4 separate regions of the Homo sapiens genome follow, and all the other regions are linked to region 1. The links are chromatin contacts, found by Hi-C or POLR2A ChIA-PET in ENCODE. All regions are on one chromosome and are shown on one strand. The core of a region is the stretch at or near the end of the contact, and the rest is flanking DNA. Distances in the headings are between cores, read along the strand shown.

Region 1 (2,700 bases), core at 60-2,559:
CTGAGGCAGGAGAATAGGTCTGGAGGCAGGGAACATAAGGCCAAATCAAATGGAAACAATTCAGCTATGACAGGAAATATCTTCTCCATTTAAAGAGGGCATACATCCAGTAAATGACTTTGTAACTTTACTTCATCCTCTTCATTTACATAGGACGTACATTAAGTAACCAGTGAAAACCTCTAGAGGGCATTTAAACCCCAGAAAATTCTTAAACAGGTCTCTTGAGTCCGTATGCTCCACTGGCTCCCACCCTGCGGAGTGTACTTTCGTTTTCAATAAATCTCTGCTTTTGTTAAGCTTCATTCTTTCCTTGCTTTGTTTGTGCACTTTGTCCAATTCTTTGTTCAAGATGCCAAGAACCTGCACACCTTCAACAGTTAACAGCCCACAGGCAGTAGTTTGCGACTCTAGTAGAGAATGCATAGGGATTTCCATTGAAAATCATTTTTTAAGCCAGTTACGGTGGTTCACGCCTATCATCATCCCAGCACCTTGGGAGGCCAAGGCGGGTGGATCTCTTGAGGTCAGGAGTTCGAGACCAGCCTGGCTAACATGGCAAAACCCCTGTCTAGACCAAAAATACAAAATTAGTTGGGCGTGGTGGCCCGTGCCTGTAATCCCAGCTGTTTGGGAGGCTGCGACACGAGAATCGCTTGAACCCGGGAGGGAGAGGTTGCGGTGAGCCGAGATCGCGCCACCGCACTCCAGCCTGGGTGACAGAGCGAGACTCCATTTCAAAAAAAGAAAAAAAATAATTGTTCCCTACGGGAACGGTATAATTAGGATATAATTGTTTCTGGCCACAGATCACATCCCTTCTGGTTAAGTCCAGGAGAATCTGGAAATACGTAGGGCAACCAGGCCAGAAGGCGTTGTAACTGCCTAAGATTGACCAACCCTAACGCGGGAGGCGGGACGACGGTCACTGATTTGCCAGCGTGACGCCGGTCTGCGACTGGCCAGTGCCGTCCTGGGCGTGTCGGTAGGACGGGGCTGCGACGGTTTCCCATAGGCTGGCACAGAAAGGGGCGGGGAAACAAGAGTGCAACGTTACCAATCGGCATGCGGGACGTAACGCAATTCTTTTTTCCGATTGGTCCGTGAAGCTCGGGAGGTCGTTGGGGGCTCGACCTTGGGATAGAACGCCTGCCTTTTATTGGTCAATACTCTTCGGGCCGGGCAATGTGGCTCCCCGAGGCTGCCTGCGATTGGTGAACGCGTCGCGGCTCGGGGCGGACCTGCGGACTGAAGATCCTTATGCGATTGGCCGGGGAGCCGGAGGGGCGGGCAATTTGGGATCGACAGTGACTCGCGACTGGTCGGCGCGGCGAAAGCAGAGCGGCGCGCCGGTTCCTTGGTTCCTGAGGGCGATGGCGCGGGGTGGCTGGCGCCGGCTACGCCGCCTGTTATCCGCGGGGCAGCTTCTATTCCAGGGCCGCGCGCTGCTCGTCACTAACACGCTGGGCTGCGGCGCGCTCATGGCGGCCGGTGATGGCGTGCGCCAGTCCTGGGAGATCCGCGCCCGGCCCGGCCAGGTTTTCGACCCACGGCGCTCCGGTGAGGACGCCACGCTGCTTAGTCCTTCACCCCGGGCGACCTTTGATCCCGACACCCGACTGCGGGCCGTGACCCCTGACCCGTGGCCTCAGTCCCCCGCAGGACCCTTGCCCTGACCGCGCCTCTCCCCGGGTGTCTGTCTCCCCGCAGCTCTGGGTCTCCATCACCTCCCAACCCCCGGAGGTCTCTGCCCACTACCCAGGAGCCTCTGGAGCCGCGCCTCCTGGTGGGGCTTGTAGTGGAAGAATGCACGGGTGGGCTCTTCCGGTTTTCCCGGTGAGGCTGAGGCTCCGGGATGGCATTGGGCTTACCCAGGCCTTAGCCAGGGAGGGAGAGAGGGAATGGACTGAGGAACTTGCCGGCCCGACCCAGCCCCCTGACTTACACTCTTATAGCGAGCATGTTTGCGGTGGGCTGCAGCATGGGTCCCTTCCTGCACTACTGGTACTTGTCGCTGGACCGCCTATTCCCTGCGTCTGGCCTCCGAGGCTTCCCAAATGTCCTCAAGAAGGTCCTCGTGGATCAGCTGGTAGCCTCTCCATTGCTGGGCGTCTGGTACTTCTTGGGTAAGGAGCCTCCTAAGCCTAGGCTTTGCCTCTCATAGGTCGGGAGGGGTGGAGCCAGCTTTGTGTTAAGAAGGATGCAGAGGTGCATTTCCAATTTGCCCCCTGTTTGGGTCGCCCTGGACTAGGAGCCAGGTCACAGCGGGGACAGGACGGACTCGGCCGATGTGAACGCTGGCGAGTGTAGGAGGGACGAGGACTGTATCTGTTGGGGCTGCCCTGGGCGGGAGGTTGAGAGCATTTCCCAAAGAAGGGGACCACACTCAGTTGAGACATGAAGAGGGAACCAGCGGGCAGAGGGAACAGCTAATGCAAAGGCTCTGAGGCCTGAAGGAAGAGAAATTGAGGCTAGACTTAATGGGGTGCAACCGTGCCAGCCCTAGGCTCGGTAAAGACAGCGGTATTAATAGAGGAGTCTCTCATTCTCCACCTCCCAGCCCGGCTTCCTGGTCTGTGATGGAAAAGTAACACAACTCCCTCAACTTCAGGGTGTCTCCATTGGGGCACGTGTTTATATGTTTATAACCTCTCTTTCTCTCACTGGGACTGACTTGCTCTGTTTTGTCTCTACACCAGC
Region 2 (2,700 bases), core at 60-2,559, 1.8 Mb before region 1:
GAAGATGCACCAGGCCAAGGAGAGGTCTCAGAAGAAACCAACCCCACTGGCGCCTTGATCTTGGACTTTGAGCCTCTAGAACTGCGGGACAATCCATGTCTGCTGTTTAGGCTGAGATAGAGCAAGTGTGAGCAGGGAGCCACCAAAGCCACCGGCAGGGGCACCCTGGGGGACAGTGTGACAGTGTCCTGCACCCCAGCCTGTGGGTTTGCAGGGGATAGGGACAGTGACCTCAGCCAGTCCCTCGAGCCCCTGCCTGCTTCTGCCCAGCTTCTCCCTCCACGGGAAAGCCCCCCCTCCCCCAGGGTCCCTCACCACTCTGCTTCCCGTGGCACTGGCCTCTGGCACGGCTGAGGGTCAGCTCTGTGAAAAGCGGGCCCAGCATACCACAAATGCCAGCCAATACTGCCCCATGTCCCTGGTGCCCTCCAGCCCAGGGCTCGGCACACAGTGGGCTTCAGGAGGTCCTGGTGAACCAGGTGCCACCTGTTACAGATTCCACGGGTCTCCAGGGACCTGGGGCCCTTTGGAGCAACACCCTGGGGAGCGAGAAGGGAATAAAGGCATCTGCCCTTCCTGGTTTGCAGGAAACAGCAATGTTACTGTGCATGCTTGGGTATTTGATTTTTCCTCGAATACCTATGTGATATGGATCAAATAGCAAGATTCTAGCAGAGGAAACAGTTAAGTGTTTCCAGGGGAGAAGCTCAAAGTCCCAGGACACGGTGTAGCCCCCTGGGACGGGCAGCAAGTCCAGGGTGGACACTGCTTGATTTCTCGAAGCCGTTCCTGCAGGGAGTGATCACCTGAGGCAGATTTGCAAGAATGTGGAGGGAGGTGTAAAGGGAGGACGCCCCAGCCAGGCCCCCAAGAGCGACTGCCACGGTACAGAAGGTTCAAATAAATCAGTCATTTTTGAGCTGCTTTTCTTCTTCTTTTCAATGAAGATCTTCCTCCCTTGGTTTGGGGGGTTTAAAAAAAAGAAATTGGTTTTTGGGAGGAGCGGTTAAGAATTCTGCCTGCTACCATTTCAAGCTGAGGTTTCTGATGCGCAAAGAGATGTTCAGAGAGATGAAAAGCTTCGTTCACACCAAGAACTGCCTGTGCCTGGTTTTGCTCTGTTGCCGAAACCGTTGTTATTTAGAAATCATGACTATGGTAATATGAAACCAGGGCACATCAACTGCTGGCCTCTTGTTTTCAGAAGGAACATCAACAACAACAACGGTTTTTTTCTCAGTTGTTAGTGTTTGTGCTTTGGTAAGAGAGGAGATTTTGGACCTGACACGTGTGAGGTCAGCCGAGTGCCCGGTCCAGCTCTCGACCTTGCTAATGACCAGACGCTTTGAGCAAAGAAAGCCCCCGGCATCACTGTAGGGCCACGGCCCTCAGCCCAAACTTCCCACTTTTGCTCAGCGATTTATTTTTAGCGGCTGTATTTTTCAAACCTTCTAGGTCTAGTTCCTGCTTTTATGTAACCACTTCTGCTAACTCCTTAATCGTTTTTTCCGATTTTGTGAGGTATAGCTTATCTCAAACGTGACAAAGTAACTTTAATCTGCCTCCAGGCCCTGAAGCAAAAGCTGCCACGCGCACCCACGCCAGGGTTTTATACTTTTTTATGGCTCCAGAAAACATGAGTAAGGAGAGAGCTTTACTGACGCGCATTTCAGAAAAGGGGATGGAAATCATGAAAACAAAACCCAAAAAAGTGGGTATAGAAACATCTGGGAATGATGGCATCAAACCAGGTGCCAGGCATCATCCTGGCACCTGGTTCGATGCCATCAATCCTAGATATTTGCAGCGGGAACTACCGGGGACCACAGCAGACGGCAGTGAATAAAGACAAATGAAATTAAAGACCCTCTTGGGTGTGCTGACTGCCTACCGCAGGGAGACTTCATTAACAGGGGGCAAGGGATACAAGACTGAAGAAAACACAAAATAGAACTTATTTTCAAACCACAGCAGTTTCAACAGTTACCCAAGCGGTGTACCGAAACCACACACAGGACTGACTTTAGCAAAAACAATATGAACCAAATGGTTTACCACAGTATGTGCTGTTAAAAAAAAAAAAAAAAAAAAAAAAAAAAACTTGGTGGCCGGCTCCACCCTGATAGAAATTTCTTTAATTCTCCTATTTCTCAAGCTTCTTCTCGAGGCTGCGCACGCCCCTAGCACCCGGGATCGGGGCTGTGATGGGGCTGGCTCTGCTGCACTAGCGTTCTTGGTCAGCAAAGTTTTTCAAGGTTCTGACTTTTCTATCTTGCTTTGCAGGAAGCCCTCCGCTTAAAAGCATCCTCAAGAGCTGGGTGCAAAGCAAAAAAAAAAAAAAAAAAACCCAAAAAACAACAAACAAACAAAAAATTGAATAGAAATATACAATTGCAAACCATAAAAACGGTGAATGCTATAAAAACCTTGGAAAGGAAACTCTCTTGGTTTAAATTTTTTGCTTAGGAGGAGCATAAAAGGTTCAGGTGAGGTATGGTCTCAATCAATCCGATTAATAAAAATATTAGTAATAAACATGAGAGTGAGAGAGAGAGAGAGTGTGTGTGTGTGTGTGTGTGTTTGATCCTGGCTAGGTTCTGTTTATACAGTTCAGTTCAGTGCTGTACTTGGAAAATGCAGTTCTGCAGATGAGAGATACATACAAAAACAAAAAGAAAACAAAAAAATACAAAACAAGGG
Region 3 (2,700 bases), core at 92-2,591, 1.1 Mb before region 1:
GCAGGAGAGGGAGAATCTGGGATGACTAGGGGTTTCAGGGTTTCAGCCTGAGCTGGTGAGAAAAGAAGGGATCCAAGAACAGACACCAGCAACACAGGAGGGGCAAGTGGATGGGCAAGTGGAGGGGCAGGGCCAAGGCCAGGGCACTGTAACTCCTGCTCCCATCACCAAAGGCGGCTCCACTGGTCCCTGCGGCCACCTCCTCTGAAGCAGGCTCCCAGGACCCCAAAGTGAGACCCAGACAATGTTGGGGACACTTCCAGGCCACCGTGGGGAGAGGCAACTTAGCAAATGTTCGCCAGGTGCCAGCAGCTGCGCTCGCCCGTAGGCTCCTCCTAACCCGACAGCTTCCTAACTGTTCACACCTGCTTTTTCGTCGCTGCAAAACAAAGACGCACAGGTTTTACATAGGTCACCCCCGGGGCAGTCTCACAGCCAGAAAGAGACAAGAGCACAGACTCCCTCTGGGGACTGTGCTAGGGCTGTGGCCTCAAACCGAATGGGCTCCTGGGTGAACCTGCTGCGACCTGAGGGGGGTCCCTACAACCTGTGCGAGCCTCAGCTACTGCACCTGTACCTGGGAGGTGCTACTGTCAATCTATCGGTTACGGCAAGGGGCGGTGGAGTGATTCCTCTTGCTGGCCAATTTCACTTCAGTTTGCACCTGGCACAATCAACACTGGCAGAATTAACAAAACTAGACAAATATAGCCTCATGATCATTCATGCCTAGCTCTCGGTCAGTATTCAACTTCTTTCTTGTTCATGGTGTGTTACCCTAGGCAAGTCACTTCCCCTCCCTGGGTCTCCATCATCTCCTCAGTAAACTGGGAGCACAGAATAAAGCGCGTGGGAGGATTAAAGGGGACACTTTGGTCGCCCAACACTTGTTCACTGCATAACGATAATTCCAAGAGCGACATCACAGTAAAGACCCAGGCGCCGATCTAAGCGCGTTTCAGCCTCACGCGACGCCTACGAGGTTGAGCTGCGTCATCGGCCCCATTTCGTAGCGGAGGAAAGCGAGGCACTGGGCGGTCAGGCCGCTTGCCGGAGGTCGCCCAGCGTCCCAGCCGAGGACGCGGAACTCAGGGCCGGTCGGGTGTCAGCGCTCCGGAGCATGCGCAGAGGCAGCACGCCATCGGGGTCTTCAGGGGCCCGCGCAGTTCCTGGCGGGGTCGAACCCGAACTCACCCCGAGGGTCCTAACTCCCCACCTCCGCTGCCCATCCTCTCCAGCCCTATGGCGTCTACAAATCCAGACCTGCGGAAGCCCCAACTCACCCAGCGCCTCGCCCCGAGGAATCCGCCATTTTCCCGCCTTCCACCTCAAGGCCCGACCCGCCGGCTTTTCAAAGCCGGACCCGCCCCCTTGCTTGCGGGTCGGACCATTTGTGGAGACGCAGGAGGGGTGGCTGCGAGGCGTGAGGCAGCGCCGGCTAAGTGTGGAGAGCGCGGCCCCAGACGCGCGCTTCGCCTGTCCTCCCCTCGCACTTGGTCTCGCCCACCATCGGCGGTAGTGGGTAGGGGCGGTGGGTGGGACCTGATCTGTCGGACAGTAGGGGCGGGGCTTTTCGCGATGCCCCGCCCCTAGGAGCGCTGGCGTCACGCCCCCGTCCCCGCCTCTCCGGAACCCGGAAGCGGGAGCGCGCGGGGGAGCGGCGGGCGCGGCGGGGCGGAGCGGCTCGAGCAGCGGCGGGCTGGCAGGCGGTCGTCCGGCCGGGGACCCGGCCCGGGACCGGCGGCGCGCGGCGGCCGAGGCCAGGTGAGTACCAGGCAGCCTCGGGTTGGCGACTCGAGCTCGAAGCCTGCCTTTGGGGGCTGCGCAGAAGAGGGACGGAGCTGAGGGCTGATGGGGGACGCGACGGCAGGGGTCGAGGGGGCGGGAACGAGCCTGGGGGTCTTGGAGAGATTGCTGGGGATGAGGTGGAAGCGAGACGGTGAAGGAGAAAGTGGATGGGGATGGAGCTGGTGAGGGAGTTCGAGGGCGTGGGGGGGGTGAGTCTTGTGGCTTTGAGCAGCTTCTCTGAAGAGGACGTGGCTTAAGTGGTAATTGGGGGGTCGCAGGAAACGGCGTTGTGGGGAGGCACGGAGGCGGGAACGAGAGGCCCAGGCTGGGGGAGTGGGCAAGGCCAGGGGCGGGACAGCCGGGGTGCGGTTGAGGGGAAGGGGTGCGAGACCGATCTGGGGACGTCTGCCCGCGCGATTGAAGGAAGGGTGTCTGAGAAGAGGGCGGCGCCTGGCCCCCAGTGGGCGCTCAGTAAATGCGGGGGGTTCTGAACTAACTGATGCGGCAGCCGGCTATTGGGAAGCGGGGAAATGGGAGCTGGAAGGGAAGTAAACGGAGTAGAAGTCACGGTAAGAACTGAGGGTAGGCTTAGGGAGGGAGGGCCCGGAGAGGAGGGAAGAGAAGGAAGGGGTTAGAGTGGCCCCGTGCAGATAGATGTTGAGATGCAGCCCCTGGAGATTCCGTCCCCCCACCCTCCCCTCTTGATTCGTGTCCCTCCTGACTTCACACTTAACAGCTGGGTGACCTGGGACGAGTCCCAACACCCTCTGTGCCAGTGTCCTCGTCTTGGAAACTTCACCACCCTCCCCTTAAGACAGGACTAGCAGGATTCTGGGATTCCCTGGATCCAAGGAAGGGACCTCAGGGCCGGTTGTGGGGCCGGAACTGTGTTTCAGGAGGGAGTGTGCATGC
Region 4 (2,700 bases), core at 201-2,700, 1.1 Mb after region 1:
AATACACAAAAACACTGGCCAGGTGCGGTGGCCGGCGCCTGTAATCCCAGCTACTCAGGAGGCTGAGGCAGAAGAATGGCTTGAACCCGGGAGGTAGAGGTTGCAGTCAGCCGACATCGTGCCACTGCACTCCAGCCTGGGCGACAGAGCGAAACTCCGCTTCAACAAAAAGAAAAAAAGAATTCTAAAAGGCCATTTTCAAGGCCCCGCCAGATGGTTCCCCTCCCTTCTGCTTCATCCTTGACATTCTTCAAAAGGACAAGCCCATCCTACCAGGGCCTCTGCATTTACTGGCCCCCCTCTGTGTGGAAGGCTCCACCCTCCAGGGATTCCCATAGCTGGCATTCATTGTCTTAACTCAAATGTCCTCTGCTTGAAAAGGCCTTTCCCTGGGCCAGGTGTGGTGGCTCACACCTTTACGTAACCCCAGCACTTTAAGAGGCTGAGATGGGAGGATCGCTTGAGCCTAGGAATTCCAGACCTGCATGGGAAACGTGGCAACACAAAAAACACACAAATTCGCTGTGTGGTGGCGCGCATCTGTGGTCTCAGCTACTAGGGAGGCTGAGGTGGGAGGATCACCTGAACCCAGGGAGCCACAGTGAGCCACTGCACTACAGCCTGGGCGACAAAGTGAGACCCTGTCTCAAAAAAAAAAAAAAAAAAAAAAAGAAAGAAAGAAAGAAAAGGTCTTTCCTGACTACCCAATATCAGAAGCCTCCACTCTGATCATATCATACGTAACCTCACATCATACGTAAGTTTTTGTAAATATTTTCTCATTAATGCACTGACACCCCAGTAGAAAGCAACCTCCAGGAAGGCAGGGCCCTGTTTCGGTCACCGCTGCATGCGTAGCGCCCAGCACACTGCTTGGCACACAGTGAGCACGCCCTAAGTATCTGCTGATGGGTAAATGCATTCTATTCTGGGGAAGCAGAAAGGCCAAGGCTTGCAGCAAAGTGAGGGTCAAAAGACGCGGGAAAGTGTGTCAAGGGAGCCTCAAAGCACTTCGGAAAAGCAGCTTTTCCAGAAAGCGGGACACAGGCCAGAGGCCAGCTGCGACGAAAAGAGGGGTGCAGGGACAGCCCAAGGTTGTCGCCGTATTGGGGAACGGAGGTTGGAGCAGCCCTGAAGGCGGTTGTTTCGGAAACGGGACGCAGGGCCGAGCCGGGTGGCGGCCTCTACGGAGATCCGTGCGTCCTCAGCAAACCAAGCGGGGGCGGCCAGCAACCTGGGTCTGGGGTCTCGAGAAACCAAGAGGTGCAGAAGCCGACGCTGTGGGCTGCCCCGGGGCTGAAGCGAGGGATCCACGGGTCGCAGCAGGACGGACCCGAGGAGTCAGGGGAGACACCTAGCCCCAGGGACCCAGGCGGCCGCCTGAGAGGAGGCGGGGGCTGTTACCTGCAACATCCCGGTTGTCCATCTTGAGACTCATCCAATCCCACAATGCTCCGGCGCCCCTTAAGGGGCCCTGTTATAGTGTGCATCGCCTGATGGGAGATGTAGTCCGCCTCGGTCAGACTCGCCCTATTACTGCGTGAACGACTGGGTTTTTTTTTTTTTAACCTCCAGAAACGGAAGCCTCAGCCTATCAGCGATGCCTAAGTCCCAGTCACGATAACCAAACGGCGTCGCCCTTTTACACCTTCCCGGAGCGGCAGTCATCCCAAATACAAACTACATGTTCCAGGATGCTTTGGGCGGCAGATCTCGCGGAAGCCGCGAGGAGAGCCCGGCCCCGTCTCGCGCGCCTGCTTCCGCCTCCCTGTGGCGGCGGCTTGTTGTTGTGGAGGCCAAAATGGCGGCTCAGGCGGCGGCAGCGGCCCAGGCGGCGGCGGCCCAGGCTGCGCAGGCCGAGGCGGCCGACTCGTGGTACCTGGCGCTTCTGGGCTTCGCTGAGCACTTCCGCACTTCCAGCCCGCCCAAAATCCGCCTGTGCGTGCACTGCCTGCAGGCCGTGTTCCCCTTCAAGCCGCCGCAGCGCATCGAGGCCCGTACACACCTGCAGCTGGGCTCCGTTCTCTATCACCACACCAAGAACAGCGAGCAGGCGCGCAGCCACCTGGAGAAGGCGGTGAGCGCGGGCCGGGCCGCGAGGGAGGAGTCGCGGGCTCCTTGCAAGATCTGGGCTGACGGGTCGCGACCGCGGCGGGTGGGGGGCCGCTCCTCGGCGACCTGGGGGCGCGACCTCCGTCAAAGCCGCAGGACCCCCACCCGCCTCTGCCGGACCCCAAAGCCACCAGCCTCTCAAGGGACACGAAAGCCTCGCCCCCCACGCCTTATTTCCCGTTTCTGGTGACAGGGCTCCAGGAGCCCCGTCACCGTACTCTGAAAGTTGCCTGTTATTGGGAGCAACAGGATCCGCAAATCGTCTGGTTTTCAGGAGGATCCCACCTGTTGGTGGCGATGGGGACATCACAGGGTCCTGAAGCTATTAGCTCCTCCTGGTTCAGCTTCCGGAGCATCAGCCCCAAACGCTTCCACCTAAAGTGACTTGGGGTAGGGGTTGGCGAAGGCGAGACCCCTGGCATTCTCCCGGGAATCTGAAGTCTGGTCTCTCAGGAACCTGGAAGGGCATGATTCTCCTTGGACACAGAAGTTTGGTAATCGTGGTTTTTGGAGGGTCTTGTGCCCCCATCAATAATGCCTGGTGTCGTACGAGGGAAGCTGAGACCCGGAGTCTGGAGTTGGTCATTT

The links. Hi-C counts contacts between places; a loop is a spot of excess contacts on that map. ChIA-PET counts read pairs that join two places held with the same protein, here RNA polymerase II (POLR2A). Pooled maps may share reads with other maps.
Region 2: a loop to region 1 is called in a map of tibial artery, with 22 times the contacts of the local background. The contact joins the enhancer-like site here to the promoter of MPV17L2 in region 1. A Hi-C loop is called at or near these places in 1 of 168 maps with a recorded cell type or tissue (tibial artery), 1 of 37 single-sample maps with no recorded cell type and 1 of 50 pooled maps.
Region 3: a pooled map shows a loop between it and region 1 (10-fold over the local background). The contact joins the promoter of HAUS8 here to the promoter of MPV17L2 in region 1. A Hi-C loop is called at or near these places in 9 of 50 pooled maps.
Region 4: a loop to region 1 is called in a pooled map, with 13 times the contacts of the local background. The contact joins the promoter of SUGP1 here to the promoter of MPV17L2 in region 1. A Hi-C loop is called at or near these places in 5 of 50 pooled maps. POLR2A ChIA-PET finds 5 or more read pairs at or near these places in 2 of 52 experiments (GM10248 and activated T-cell).

Annotation. Positions count from the first base shown.
Region 1 is chr19:18,191,909-18,194,608 of GRCh38, forward strand. MPV17L2 (MPV17 mitochondrial inner membrane protein like 2) reads left to right here and starts at 1,310. Exons shown (of 5, transcript NM_032683.3): 1 at 1,310-1,560; 2 at 1,956-2,126. The coding sequence starts at 1,374. RefSeq lists a silencer at 835-1,014 and an enhancer at 1,405-1,454.
Region 2 is chr19:16,365,427-16,368,126 of GRCh38, forward strand. The region is part of intron 22 of EPS15L1 (epidermal growth factor receptor pathway substrate 15 like 1); the gene reads right to left. Among named protein-coding and RNA genes, the nearest start is that of KLF2, 42 kb to the left of the region's middle. RefSeq lists enhancers at 915-984, 1,135-1,364. Within about 2 kb of position 1,310, at least 14 of the 41 ENCODE cell types and tissues checked have a DNase peak (open chromatin) inside an H3K27ac peak, as active enhancers do.
Region 3 is chr19:17,074,111-17,076,810 of GRCh38, forward strand. HAUS8 (HAUS augmin like complex subunit 8) reads right to left here and starts at 1,342. Exons shown (of 11, transcript NM_033417.2): 1 at 1,284-1,342. The coding sequence starts at 1,312. MYO9B (myosin IXB) reads left to right here and starts at 1,667. Exons shown (of 40, transcript NM_004145.4): 1 at 1,667-1,764. RefSeq lists an enhancer at 1,085-1,284 and silencers at 1,465-1,814, 1,809-2,103.
Region 4 is chr19:19,319,059-19,321,758 of GRCh38, forward strand. SUGP1 (SURP and G-patch domain containing 1) reads right to left here and starts at 1,451. Exons shown (of 14, transcript NM_172231.4): 1 at 1,405-1,451. The coding sequence starts at 1,438. It overlaps MAU2 (MAU2 sister chromatid cohesion factor), which reads left to right and starts at 1,771. Exons shown (of 19, transcript NM_015329.4): 1 at 1,771-2,077. The coding sequence starts at 1,802. RefSeq lists enhancers at 1,319-1,368, 1,389-1,878, 1,587-2,558 and a silencer at 1,930-2,151.